Regions from separate parts of the Homo sapiens genome. Here region 1 is linked to region 2. A link is an interaction called in ENCODE POLR2A ChIA-PET data of the cell type or tissue named here. Cell type or tissue: Panc1. All regions are shown on one strand. Each heading gives the region's core, and the rest is flanking DNA. Links, peaks and the distances in the headings are about the cores only.

Region 1 (8,154 bases), core at 1,697-6,696, 190 kb before region 2:
GTTAGATGATTCTGGGTTTAAGATCCACAACCCTGGCCAGGTGCCGTGGCTTAAGCCTATAATCCCAGCGCTTTGGGAGGCCGAGATGGACAGATCACTTGAGGTCAGGAGTTCAAGACCAGCCTGGCCAACGTGGTGAAACCCTGTCTCTACTAAAAGTACAAAAATTAGCCTGGTGTGGTGGCGTGTGCCTGTAATCCCAGCTACTCGAGAGACTGAGACAGGAGAATCGCTTGAACCCGGGAAGCAGAGGTTGCAATGAGCCAAGATCGCGCCATTGCATTCCATCCAGCCTGGGCAACAGAGCCCAGAGACTCCATCTCAAAAAAACAAAAACAAAAACAAAAACGAGACTATTTTGGGGGGATAAGCATTTGTGAGTTCAGAATGAACCACGTCCACATTGCAGTCTCCACATATCAGAATTTTCATACAAAGGGCACCATGTGGAAGAGAGAGAATGGAGTGTTGCCACCACAGGGCCATGTGTCTCGGGGTAAGTTCTTTCTTCTCTCTCTGGGTCTCAGTTTTTCCTCAAGAATATGAGTGATTGAACCAGCCGCCTTCCAGCTCCGAAGTTCTTAGATGTTAGCCTCCACATCAGTCCTGTTTAACAAGGGCGAAGGCAACAGATGCAGACGGGCTCCTCTGGGGTCCCATTCTGGCATTTCTGGCAGGCAGGAGAGAAAGGAACCTGACAGCCTGGAATCTTCCATGCCCTGACTCACGCCAGCTCAGCTTCACAGTGCCCGGCCTGTGCCCTGCCCTGGGCCCTTTCTACACGGACGGCTGGCACAGCAGCCAGGCCCTCATGAGCTGGTGCTGTCACGTCACAGCCCCAAGGCCTCTGCCTTGTCCCCAAGCACAGGTGACCCAGGAACAGGACTCTTTGAAGGAGTTGAGGTGGGGGCTCAGTACAGACATGGGCTGCCTTGGCCTAGGATTGACTTCTCAAATTAAAGTCAGACAGATGGGCTGCTGGTGAGGGCCTTGTGCGGCCTCCTAACACAGCAGGGGGCATCGCAGGGCAAGGGTGCTCTCCAGGTAAACAACCCACTCCTGGGATAATCCATTAATCCATTCACCCACTCAGCAGGGTGGATCCCTCACCCAATCACCTCTTAAAGGCCCCACCTCTTAATATGGAAACATTGGGGATTAAGTTTCAACATGAGTTTCGGAAGGGACAAACATACAAATCACAGCCACCTGGGTCTGTACTTAGGACCAGATCACCGGTAATAGTAATCACAGCAAAGTCATCCCTCACTGTCCATGGGGGATTGGTCCCAGGACCTTCTGTGGATACCAAAATCCATGGATGCTCAAGTCACCAATAGGAAATGGTGTAGTATTTGCATATAACCTACTCATGTCTTCTGTATACTTTAAATTATCTCAAGATGACTTATAATACCTAGTACAATGTAAGTGCTATGTAAATTGTTGTTATACTGTATTCATGTCTTTTTGGGTTTTTGTTTGTTTGTTCGTTTTGAGATAGAGCCTCATTCTGTCACCCAGGCAGGATTGCAGTGGCTTGATCTCGGCTCACTGCAAGCTCTGCCTCCTGGGTTCAAGAGATTCTTGGGCCTCACCCCAAACAGCTGGGATTATAGGCACATGCCCCCACTTCTGGCTAATTTTTTGTATTTTAAATAGAGACCGGGTTTGGCCATGTTGGCTAGGCTGGTCTCGTGCGATCCTCCTGGCCTCAAGTGATCCGCCCACCTCAGCCTCCCAGACAGCTGTGAGTACAGGCATGAGCCACTGCGACCAGCCATTTATATATATTTTTAATTGTTAAATTGTGTGGTGGCTCACACCTGTAATCCCAGCCCTTTGGGAGGCCAAGGTGGGTGGATTACCTGAGGTCAGGAGTTTGAGACCAGCATGGCCAACATGGTGAACCCCCGTCTCTACTAAAAATACAAAAAATTAGCCGGGCATGGTGGTGGGCACCCGTAATCCCAGCTACTCGGGAGGCTGAGGCAGGAGAATCCCTTGAACCTGGGAGGCAGACGTTGCAGTGAGCCGAGATCACACCACTGCACTCCAGCCTAGGCAACAAGAGAGAAATTCCATCTCAAAAAAAAAAAAAAAAAAAGAAAAATTAATAAATTGTTATTTTTTTATTTTTAAACATCTTTTTCAAATGTTTTCCATCTGCAGTTCATTGAATCCATGGATAAGGAAGGCCGACTGCCCTGGGTCCCGGCCTGCGCGCAGCGTTTCCCAAGGTGCTTCCACACACATGGTCTCCTTATAGAGTGGCCTCCCTCACCCCGAGGGGACAGTGAGGGAGACGGAGGCTCAGAGAGGCTTCCAGATTCCGCCTTAGACACAGTCATCGGGCGGGTTGGCAGCAACTGGCTTGCCGCTCCCTGAAATGCCATGAGCCGTATGTACTGTGCGCCTCCAAGGTGGCTGGCATCGTGCTTAACGCTATCTGCAGAGTCGTTCTGTCTTTACGGCACCTCCGTGGGGCATGGGTTGTTTTACTAAGGAGAAAAGCAGGAGACCGAGAAGTTGTGTAACTCGCCCACGTTCATGAAGCCACTGGGATCTGGAATCATCAATCGGATCCTTCTAAGTCCAGAGTCTGAGCTCTTACCCCTTCCCCTGCACCTGCTCCCCGCCCCCACTCCCGCCCCCACCCCCAGCTTCCTGAAGGAGCAGGGCGGTCTCTCCCAAAGCCAGCATTCCGATTCTGTGACTTCATCTGTGATTTCATCCTGGGAGTCGGTAGCAGCCCTCTTAGGTTTGCTCTCATGACCTCACCCTTTCTCTCCTAACCACTTGGCACCAACCAGCTTTCCTCCGCGTGACCTTGGGCAAGTCCTTTAACCTGGCTGGGTTGGTTCCTGGTGTATGAAGAGAGAAGAGAGGCCCACGGTGACTGCCGACACCTGGCAGGCTGATATCCAGGGCTCCTGTGTGGGCTTGTGGGTCTCCCTGGGACCAAACCCTGTGTGAAGAGCAGGCTCCAGGTTGGCTCCGTGTCAAGCAGGAGCTTGAGAACCCACAGGCCCGTGTTCTAGAAGCATATACAACCCCAGATCCGCACATACCAGCAGAGCATTAATGTCTCCCCACCACAAATGCCAAACGCTAGAGCTGAGAACGCTGGAGGGACCCTGGGATCTTTAGTGGGCCCAGCGTTGCTGCTGAGGAGGCCTGGGGACCCATGGCCGCACCGAGGTATGGTCAGGCCTGGTTCTGACATCACTCAGTTCCCCAGCTCTGTGCCCCAGCCACCCAACGGATGACACCTTGCCGAGTGTGGCGGCTCCCGGGGTTGCTCCTGTGGAACAGGGACTCCGAGCAGAAAATTCTCTGAAGGCAGGAACCACCTAGGGGTCTTGGGTCCTGAAAGGCGAACATCCTCTTTCGCCACCTCCAGGAAGCCCTTTTCAATATTTCTCACACTTGGGAGGCTAAGGCAGGAGGATAGCTTGAGCCCAGGAGGACTGAGGCTACAGTGAGCTATAATGACGCCACTGCACTCCAGCCTGGGTGCCAGAGCGAGACCTTGTCTCTTTAAAAAAAAAAACTGGGCCGGGCGCGGTGGCTCACGCCTGTAATCCCAGCACTTTCGGAGGCCGAGGCGGGTGGATCATGAGGTCAGGAGATCGAGACCATCCTGGCTAACAAGGTGAAACCCCGTCTCTACTAAAAATACAAAAAATTAGCCGGGCGCGGTGGCGGGCGCCTGTAGTCCCAGCTACTCGGGAGGCTGAGGCAGGAGAATGGCGTGAACCCGGGAAGCGGAGCTTGCAGTGAGCCGAGATTGCGCCACTGCAGTCCGCAGTCTGGCCTGGGCGACAGAGCGAGACTCCGTCTCAAAAAAAAAAAAAACAAAAAAAAAACAAAACAAAACAAAAAAAAAAACAAAAAAAAAAACTGGGGAGGGGAGGCGGGCGGGACATGTAATTTGGACATAGAAACACACAGGAAAATGCCATGTGAAGATAAACACAGATGTGGGGGATGCTTTCTGTTTTCCCCTATGGTTGATGTTTATTCAATTTATTTGTTTTGGTTTTTCTCTGTTTTAGGGATCACCCCTCCCCATACAATCTGACTGAATTTTACTTACTGAATAAGTAACACATTAACAATGTTACAAAAGTTTGTTGAAACGATGCAAAAAAGGTATACTCAGGGAAATATCCTTCTGTCCCCTTTCCCTTCTATTCCATTCCCTCCCACCTCTGTAGGTAATTAATTTCATTAGTTTCTAGTTTATCTTTCTTGTGTTTCTTTTTGCAAAAATAAACAGATTTGTATATTTTTAAAAATTTCTCTTTCTTACACAAAAAGTAACATACCACATGTGGATTTTATTTTTTCTACCTGCTAACATATTCTGAAAATAATTCCATAACAATTTATAGAGCCCTTCCTCATTCCTTTTTCAGCCGCCTTCTTAATTCACTAGGTTGCTTTAGGGGAATGGAGGCAGAAATCCAGGCGAGTTTGCCACCTTTGTAACAACAAAACCCTAATGTTCTTCTTTTCCTAATCATTGCTATTGAAATATTAAGCACCATTTATTTCCCTCCCTCCCTCCTTCCCTTCCTTCCTTCTCTTTTTTTTTCTAGCTTAAACACACATAGTAGATAGAAGTCTACTGCTTGCCAGGTCTTGGTCAAGGTGGCTGTTCCTGGGCGTGGGTAGCTTTCCTCCACTGAGTGACTCAAGGATTGAGGTTCCTCCCAGCCTCTTGCTCCACCATCCCCTATGGTCTCATCATCATCTGCAAGCAGCTGGGAGAAAAGGGTTTGTGAAGGAAGCACACTCACACCTTACTTTTCAACTAAAAAAGTCAAAGTGCACAAATCACGTACAAAAAGTGCACAAGTCATAAGTATATATCTTGTTGAACTTTAACAAAGTGAATACATCATGTAAATCACTACCCATGTTAAGAAACAGGACATTATAATATTATCATCATCCAGTCCTTACCTCCCAAAAGTAGCCAGTCTCCTGACTACCATGCATTAGTTTTGTTTGCTTTTGAACTTTATATAAATGTAGTCACAGTTTATACACACTCGGGTCTGGTTTCTTGGACTCGAGACTCATGTCATTGTGTGTAGTGGTATTAATAGTTTGCTTCCCCTTCATTGTCATATAGCACTCCATTTTATAAACATATATTCATCCATTCTCTTGTTGATGGACATATGGAAAGAGCAATGGCTGCTGAGTACTGTACTTGTTTCTTGGTACATCTGCATGCATTTCTGTTGGCTGTAAACCTAGAAGTGGACTTGCTGGCTCATAGGGTGTGCAGATATTCAATTTAGTAGACAGAGTTTTGATGTTGTTGCCCAGGCTGGAGTGCAATGGCACAATCTCGGCTCACTGCAACCTCCGCCTCCCGGGTTCAAGCGATTCTCCTGTCTCAGCCTCCTGAGTAGCTGGGATTACATGCGCCTGCCACTATGCCCAGCTATTTTTTTTGTTTTTTTAGTAGAGATGGGGTTTCACCATGTTGGCCAGGCTGGTCTCGAACTCCTGACCTCAGGTGAACCGCCTACCTCGGCCTCCCAAAGTGCTGCAATTACAGGCGTGAGCTACTCTGCCTGGCCATCTTTTTCTTCTTTTTTTTAAACTCTGGCCAGAGGAATTATAGAAGGTTCTTGAGAAGCTGGCTTTAAAAAGACCATACATAGGCCAGGCACAGTGGCTCATGCTTATAATCCCAGCACTTCGGGAGGCCGAGGCAAGAGAATGACTTCAGATCAGGAGTTCAAGATCAGCCTGAGCAACCTAGTAAGATCACCAGCTACACAAAAAATTTAAAAATTAGCCAGGCACGACGATGTTTGCCTGTAGTCCTAACTACTTGGGAGGCTGAGGTGGGAGGATTGCTTGAGCCCAGGAGGTACAGTGAGTTGTGATCGCGCCACTGCACTACAGCCTGGGCAACAGAGTAAGACCCCGTCTCAAAAATAAAAATAAAAGCCTATAAACAATGATCAGGACCAGGACTGTACTGGGGGAGAAAAGGAAAAGAAATGTCGGGGAGAGGGAGTCCACGGGCAAGATCTGCAGGCCGCAAAGTGACTGGTGGATTTTAGGAATAGTCCAGACTAGTGTGTAGGACTATAGGCCCCTGTGGATTGGACATGGGCAAGCTGTCCTTAAGAAACATCTGGCCAGGCATGGTGGCTCAGGCCTGTAATCCCAGCACTTTGGGAGGCCGAGGTGGGCAGATCACTTGAGGTCAGGAGTTCGAGACCAGCCTGGCCAACATAATGAAACCCCATCTCTACTAAAAATACAAAAAAAAAAAAAAAATTAGCCAGGCATGGCAGCTGGCGCCTGTAATCCCAACTACTTGAGAGGCTGAGGCAGGAGAATTGCTTGAACCCAGGAGGTGGAGGTTGCAGTGAGTTGAGTAGCAGAGCAAGACTCTGTCTCTCTGTCTCTCTCTCTCTCTGTCACACACACACACACACACACACACACACACACACACACGCACACACAGAGAAACATCCCAGTGTGGTTAAACCTCTGGGCCTCTTCCTGCCTCTGATTTTCATCAATGAGAATGGGAGAATATTAACTTCTCTCACAGGATACAGAGTATGTTAAGGAGTCGTAATTCATCAATGTTGTATTGGTTTTTCTCTTTCTTTCTTTCTTTCTTTTTTTTTTTATCCTTTGTTGGTGCTTTGCTGTCTGTGTGGAGGACACAGAGAGTCATAAACCACGATCTCCTCTCTTCCAGAGTTCCTTCTTGGCGTTAGAGTCATCGGCCGGCTGTGTTGTAGCCAATGTGCTGAGCTTTGCGGCTCCTGGAGCTAGCTCCCTTCCTCTCCGCTGCCTCCATGCGTGGAGGTCACTTGCTGGAACGCAGATGTGTGCAATGCCCAGAGATCCAAGTAAAATATCTCAACCGGTTCTTGTGGTTGTGGAAACACCTTTGGCTCCCAGATGGTTGACACTGACAAACAGAAGTCCCTGCTCCGTCTGACATCACGTGGCTCAGCTGCCTTCTCAAAAAGTGAGCTTCCTGTGTGGATAAGGCAGCCCCATAGCCAGCCTGGCAACAGACAGCTTCATGAGAAGGGAAAAGATGAAGACGGATTCCCGGGCGAGGCCGACAGTGAGGCCGACAGTGGATCCGCCATTCCTGCCTGAGCCTCTTCCACAGCTGTCCTTTTTAGAGGTCACCAGACCTTCCTCACACAGACCTCATGGTGCCCGCACCTGGACTCATTAGAAGGTTCTGTTGCCTTAGCTTAGTAAATTTTCATGGAGAGCTTTAAGTTTTTCTTTTTGCATGTTATCCTCATGGTTGTACTCTCCAGGGGGCTTGTTCCTTCGGTAATTATCTTTAATGACGGTATTTCCATATTGACGCGAGGTGGGTGGGGTGTTGAAGAGAGAGGGAGACTCGAGACGGTGCATTGACTCTGGATTACATTAGAGGGGTTAGATGGATGAGTGTTAGTTACATCCCAATCAGAACATTTGCACCACTAGGTTTCACCAAATGCCAATCATACTGGACTGAGCTCCTCTGCTCCTCTCCCTGAAACATTAACAAAAAGTCATTAACAAAAAGCCTTCCTGTTCTGAAGGCAAATATCTATCTATCTATCTCATCAGTCTTAGGGCTGGAAGAGATGCAGCTCTGGGCTGGCTCTGATGCGGACTTGTCACAAAGGCTTGGGTAAGTGACTTCATCTTGCTAGGGAGAAATGGTCCCTTGTCCCACGTTCAAATGGTCGCCACCTTCCAGCTATAGTAGGATCTAGGGTGGGGGCAGAGCTGAAGGCTAACCCTGGGCCAATGGGTCAACATGATGTCATGTGCATTAAGCAGGAGATTGTCCTTGGGGACCTGAGAAGACGCCTAGGGTCAAAGGAAGCTGATTTTTCTGGTTATTAGAATGGTCCCATTTCTCTGATTTCAGGGACTTCAGAAGACTTCTAGATTTGGTCTCCCCAAAGCCTGAAATGTCACTAGGGGTCACCCCCTTGACTAAGAGTTTGCTTGCTGAGGGCTCCTGTTAAAATGCTCAGCGTCACCAAGCAGGGCTGTTTGCATGCACAACGCCTGCTCATAGACGCACATTCACCTGCAAGCTTCCCTGGCTGTCTCTTAGCAGAGCCTGGACGGAATGGGATT
Region 2 (6,480 bases), core at 1,481-6,480:
CACTAGTGTTGAAGTGAATTCGTTTCCAGTGTGGAGCAGACAAGGAAAGCTTTCCAGGTTTTGAACTGTCCAGTCTTAGCAAGGACGATTGTTGGGTGGAGTAGGTGGCTGCTGTGATTCACCCTTATTAGTGAGAGAGAACATTTTTAGCTTTGTCATTCCATGGATCTTTTGATCCGTAGGATAAGTTTTTAAAACTGAAATACCAGCATTATATCCAGGAGTGTTTTTAAATGTTTCAGTGCTGCCAAGAGTCATTTCTATGAATAAAATGGGAAATAATCTCATATGGTTTGCCTTTTAAGTGTCACTTTTACAAGAGGCCTACTTATTTTTGATGTGTTTGTGCACATCATATTTTAGGTGGGCTTTGATAGACAAGCATACTAGACTGGGGATTTTTCAAAAGGGAATGGAAGAAATAATTTCTCCCTGGCCTCCTCCCCCACCCCCACCCCCCAAGCCGCCTTTCTTCATCTCATCAGAATGGTGGGGCAGGGAATATGTTCCCCACCCCTTGTTTAAAAAAAAAAAATCCACGAAACTTTTTTAACCTATCTATTTTTCTAATACGATGACAGGCGATCCGGACAAAATCATGGCTGATGGAAATAACTGGTAAAGAGGCAAAGAAAGTAATGCAGACAGTGTGTACTAAAGTGGAGAAAACTTAAGATTATTTACTTTATGAAGTCAAAACTTCGTTGTATTCTTCCGTGTGCTCTTAGCTTCCAGTCCCTGCTTGGCATTGAAGAAGCACTTGTAAAAGCTTTTTGGACTGAATTGCTCGTATTAAAAAATTTTGCCAACTTGAAAGTAGTGGTAGACTTCAACTTGAGTAACATATGGTAATGGCTGTTAACAGCATTATCTGTTACCAAGGGAAGACTCATAAGAATTCCATATGTTAAGGTTTTCTATGTATGTATTTTGGATACTCTTACAGCATATTTCATTTCTGTTCAGTTTATTGCTTTTCAATTAGTTACCTTGAAGCAATTCAGAATCACCGCGTGATTTTTCTTGTTCTCGAGCAAGGTGACTCTGAGCCAAAGGAATATTCGTTTTATTTTGTGGCTCTTATAAATTCTGCTTTTTATGATGGCGTAAGTCGGGGAAGAGTTTTGCTTAGTTGATACGTAGCTTGAGAGAGAGACCAGGTGTTATTAGAATAGAACTTTCATACAGACCATTTCAATGGGGACAACCCCTGAATTTAGGACAGTCTCTTTTATATACTGAGAAGACATAGAATAGTTTAGTTTGATGAATCCGAGACACCAAGGCATAAATGAAATATTCATAAAATGGCTTAAGAGGCTAACTGGGGCTTGGTGGCCAACCTATAAAAAATATCTTGGGAAAGCACTTCTTCAAGTTGGCAACTGTATTGAGAGCTTTCTGTGTGCCAGGCACTGTGCTCTGAGCAATATGGGGAGGAACAAAACAGAACCGTGGATTTTGCCCTCTGATGATTTATAATTTAGAGAGCATGTGAGAGATACACAAACATAAATACCACAATATTCCCATCAGATGGTTAATGAACACAATGCTATGTAGTCTGAAGGAAATAGAAACCTTTGAAAAGGCTTCACAAAGATACCGTTTTTTTGGGGTGAACGTTGAGGGAAGAGGCTGGCGGAGGTGTCAGTATTAAAGGAATATCCGGGGTAGGGCTTGTTCGGGGAACAGTGTGTCGGTGTGGCTGGAGCAGAGTTCATGTGCAGAGTTGCTGCAGGAGACAAGCCTGGAAAGGAAGGCAGCCATCATCATTTATAGAAGATTGGAGTAAGGGGGGTTTCTTCATTTGGTTCATGGGAAACTGGTTTTTTTAAAGTTTTATTTATTTATTGTAGAGATGGGATCTTGTTACACCCAGGCTGGTCTTGAACTTCTGGCCTCAAGCAGTCCTCATGACTTGGCCTCCCAGAGTCCTGGGATTACAGATGTCAGCACCACTGTACATGTAGCAGCATCTAGAATTCGTGGTTTGAGGGCTGACTAACCAGTCTGTGATCTGAACTGACAGATAAGGAAGTTATAAGACAAGTGATAATTGATGAGTTAGTAATTTAATAAGGAGTCTAGGAAAGTAGAGTAACACCTAAAGTTTTTGAACATGCGTGCTAACATAGGGTTTTCTTTTTTTCCTTTGGTGAACAGGAAGAAAGATTTGGTGTGGAGGAGGTGAGACTAACTTGGTAATTATAGAAGACTAGTTAAAGTAACATGAAGGATAGCTAAATTTTTGGTAGAAAAGAGCAGATATTCTCAGCCTCCTCCCTTTCATAGAGTAGGTTGGGGCAGAATTACTTAAACCATGTATTCAAAATAACTGTGTGAACAACTCTCAACCCTTTTGATAATCACGGTATTGAAAGAGGTTACTGAACCGTGGAAGCACAAAAAAATGTTAAAATCCAAGAGTAAAGAACTATAAGTGAACCAAACTCTCTAAGATGAGGGGAGTTAAGATTTCATCCAGTTAGAGCTGTCTCTCAGTGTCATTGTAAAACCGAAGACTTTGGGCTTAACTTTCTAAGTCTCTTCGAGTTCTCATGGTTTGGGGCTGTAGAGTAATGCAGGTCCTAGCCATTCTGCTCTGCTCTGACATCCTTCCACCTCTTAAATGAGTAGTTTTTAAAGTCCAGATTGAAGAATACATGACAGGTTGAAAACTGGTGACTTTAGGGAAATGGCTTCAGAAAGAAGTGAGGCAGAAGTCATTGGTGATCTTACTGAGTGTTGGCAAGAGCAAAATTTAGACACAAAAAAACTGGGCTTTGGCTGGATGTGGTGGCTCATGCCTGTAATCCCAGCACATTGGGAGGCCAAGGCTGGTGGATCACCTGAGGTCAGGAGTTGGAGACTAGCCTGGCCAACATGGTGAAACCCCGTCTCTACTAAAAATACAAAAAAATTAGCCAGGCGTGGTGGCACATGCCTGTAGTTCCAGCTACTCGGGAGGCCGAGGCAGGAGAATCACCTGAATCTGGGAGGCGAAGGTTGCAGTGAGCCGAGATGTGCCACTGCACTCCAGCCTGGGCCACAGAGCGAGACTCTGAAAACAAAAACAAAACCCTGGGCTTAAATATTACAGGTAAGATGTTTAGGAGTCATTAAGAAGAACTTGGATGTGAGGGAAGGGCAAATGGAAAAAGTTAGAGGGGTTCACAAAGCTCTTCTGGGACTTGGGAACAAAATCTGTCATTTACAAAGTCAGTGACCTTGGAATAAGAACCAGGCAGTTTGAGTGTATACAAGATAATTTCTATCTTAGACATCATATTATCCTCTCCTGTACATCAGTTCTAGTAGAATTTCAGTAAATTACTTCAGCATAATGCATAAACAATTTCAGAAACTAAAGTGCATATCGCAATTTTTAAAAATGAGAGTTAAAATAGTATGTAGGGAATCTCTGGAAGTTGTCTGTCTTAGTGTAAAAGCTTTGTAACCTTAATTGAGTAGTATGCTTGAATTTAGTTGTGTTTAAATTTAATCTCAATAAAAAATGTCTTACGCTGCTCATTATTTTTTAGTAAGACTGATATGTTTTTCTTCATAGTTAATGAATCTGAATGTGATTTTATTGACACAGTGGAAAAAGTATGGGCTCTGAATCAATTTTTGAATCGTTGCTCCATTACCTTTTATTTTCGTGGACTCTGGCAAATTTCTTAATCCCTCAGACTCTCTCTCTTCTGTAAATTGATGATGGTGCCTGCCTTTATGGGCTTGTAGTTAGAATAATGGCTCATAATTAACATTTACCAGGTATTCACTGCACACTAAACACTATTTTAAGCACTTTATACTCACTTTGCTCCCCTAAGGTAGGTTGATAGTATCTCTGTTTCAGAGTTGAGGAAAATGAGGCATAAAGAAGTTAGTAATGTGGTCAAGATTACAAAGCTAGTAAGTGTTAAGAGCAAGGATTTTAACCCAAGTGGTGTAACTGCTTATGACATGAAACACAGTAGGCCCTAAGTACATGGCAGCTCACTTAAGACCATGGTGTGAATTTCTGTTTTGAGGAATTTGTGCATTTTAATAAATATAAGACATTAATGCTTCTAACGAGGAAGGTAGACCTGTGATGGGCAAAACTCCTAGTCTGTAATATTGAAGACTTTCTTATACACACAATAGTGTAATAAGATTTAAAAACTCATTGACGTTGTGGGTTTTGCCCTTAGATTGTAGGCTGCTTAAAGGCAAGAGTTTTGGGGGGTTTGGGTTTTTTTTTTTTTTGTGATGGAGTCTTGCTCTGCCACCCAGGCTGGGGTACAGTGGCGCCATCTCAGCTCACTGCAACCTCTGTCTCCCGGGTTTAAGCAATTCTCCTGCCTCAGCCTCCCGAGTAGCTGGGATTACAGGCATGCACCACCATGCCTGGCTAATTTTTTGTATTTTTGGTAGAGATGTGCCCCAGCCAAGGTTTTTGTTGTTGTTTTTTAAAGAATGAAATGGGCTGGGCATGGTGGCTCACGCCTGTAATCCTGGCACTTTGGGAGGCCGAGGCAGGTGGATCACCTGAGGTCAGGAGTTCGAGACCAGCCTAGGCAACATGATAAAACCCCATCTCTACTAAAAATACAAAAAATTAGCCTGGCGTAGTGGCGGGCACCTGTAATCCCAGTTACTTGGGAGGCTGAGGCAAATTGCTACAATCGGGGAGACAGAGGTTGCAGTGAGGCGAGATTGTGCCATTGCACTCCAGCCTAGGCGACAGAGCGAAACTCTTGTCTCAAAAAAAAAAAAGAGTGAAATAGAATATTGTAAGTTTAAGGTTAGGTTCGTGTCACTCAACCAGGTGATTTTACCCACTCCCCACTGCCCCCAGCGGAATTTTGGCAACATCTGGAGACCTTTTGGGTTAAGACTTGAGGAAGGAAGGTGCTGCTCACGTCTAGTGGGTAGAGAGGCCTGAATGCTACTAAACATCATGCGGTGCACAGGACACTCCCCAACGAAGACCCCAGCCCCCCCCATGCCAATAATGCCAAGGTTGAGATGCCTTGGATTAGTCCATAAATAAAATGAGCTGTATTAAGTTGTATTGGATTGTGTCATGCTGTCCTTTGGCTTCTTCCTAACGTGTTGATATCTTACCTGAACCTCTTGTCTAGCTAGACTTGTCATTTTTCCCCTTGTCATTATTGTGTGTATGCTGTTCAAACTCTACAGTTCACCTTACTGAAACTTATTCAGTGGGTCCTATTTTTTGTTTGGTTTGATTTGATTTGTTTTTATTTTTGAGACAGAGTCTGGCTCTGTGGCCTAGGCTGGAGTGCAGTTGCGCCATCTGGGCTCACTGCAACCTCCACCTCCCGGGCTCGAGCCATCCTCCCACCTCAGCATCCGGAGTAGCTGGGACTACAGGCACTTGCCACTATGCCTGGCTAATTTTTGTATTTTTTGTAGAGATGAAGTTTTGCCATGTTGCCCAGGCTGGTCTTGAACTCCTGAGCTCAAGCAATCCACCCAGAGTGCTGAGATTACAGGCGTGAACCACTGTGTCTGGCCGGGTCCTATATTTTCAAAGTGCCACTTCTTCATAGTTGTCTCCAAAGCCCTGAGCTCTTTTAAAGACTTCGCACAGACTGCAATTATATTGAAATCTATTAGATGCAGTGAAAATTGATGAACGGCAAATCTCCTCCCCTCCTTCATAGTAGCTTGGCATATGTGGTTCAGACTTTTTAAATTTAATTTTATTTATTTATTTATTTATTTTGTTGAGACAGAGTTTTGCTCTTGTTGCCCAGGCTAGAGTGCAGTGGCGCAATCTTGGTTCACCTCAACCTCTGCCTCCGGGTTCAAGCAATTCTCCTGTGTCAGCCTCACAAGTAGTTGGGATTACAGGCATGCACCACCACACCCGGCTAATTTTGTATTTTTAGTAGAGACGAGGTTTCTCCGTGTTGGTCAGGTTGGTCTCAAACTCCCGACCTCAGGTGATCCTCCCGCCTCGGCTTCCCAAAGTGCTGGGATTATAGGCGTGAGCCACTGCACCCGGCCGTGGTTCAGACTTTTAATGCAGTGGTGAACACTGTCAACAATTTTTCTCCAAACAACCCCTGGGAAGAAGATCGTTGTTGCATGCTTTATGCTAGGATTTACTTAAGTTCTCGAAGTGGAATTTCCAAATCAAAAGATGTGCGGTTTTTTCCAGATAGCCTTCTGAAAAGGTATGTGTATACACTGTCATCAGCAGTGGTTGAGAAGGTCATTCATTTCCCCTAACCCTTTCCAGCACAAGCAAGTTTTTAAGGCTAACAAAAATCTGGTGACCAGAAGGTTTAACGTCTTATCTCCTTGTTCAGTATTGGATGTATGAGGACCACCTCCCTTCTCACAAAGGACTGCTTAAGAAAACTAGTATTTTTAAGTCTCATGTAGTTTCATTTAGAACATGATACCATAGCATGGGATTAGTTCAGTCAAGGTGTTGCTTTGGCAGTTGGGAAATCT

The links. ChIA-PET counts read pairs that join two places held together with the same protein. Peaks named below come from ENCODE experiments on the same cell type or tissue, not always from the same donor. Only the 100,000 strongest peaks of a DNase experiment are listed, where the experiment ranks them.
Region 1: POLR2A ChIA-PET joins it to region 2 with 8 read pairs; 9 of 35 experiments call an interaction of 5 or more read pairs at or near these places.

What each region holds. Positions count from the first base shown.
Region 1 is chr2:9,814,847-9,823,000 of GRCh38, reverse strand. No RefSeq gene overlaps it. Among named protein-coding and RNA genes, the nearest start is that of TAF1B, 25 kb to the left of the region's middle. RefSeq lists enhancers at 1,806-2,709, 2,035-3,234. In Panc1, for the core only: no CTCF peak of the experiment used is centred there; no DNase peak of the experiment used is centred there.
Region 2 is chr2:9,623,039-9,629,518 of GRCh38, reverse strand. All of the region lies in intron 2 of YWHAQ (tyrosine 3-monooxygenase/tryptophan 5-monooxygenase activation protein theta), which reads left to right. Among named protein-coding and RNA genes, the nearest start is that of YWHAQ, 4.7 kb to the left of the region's middle. In Panc1, for the core only: no CTCF peak of the experiment used is centred there; no DNase peak of the experiment used is centred there; H3K4me3 peaks cover 1,722 bases; H3K27ac peaks cover 2,532 bases.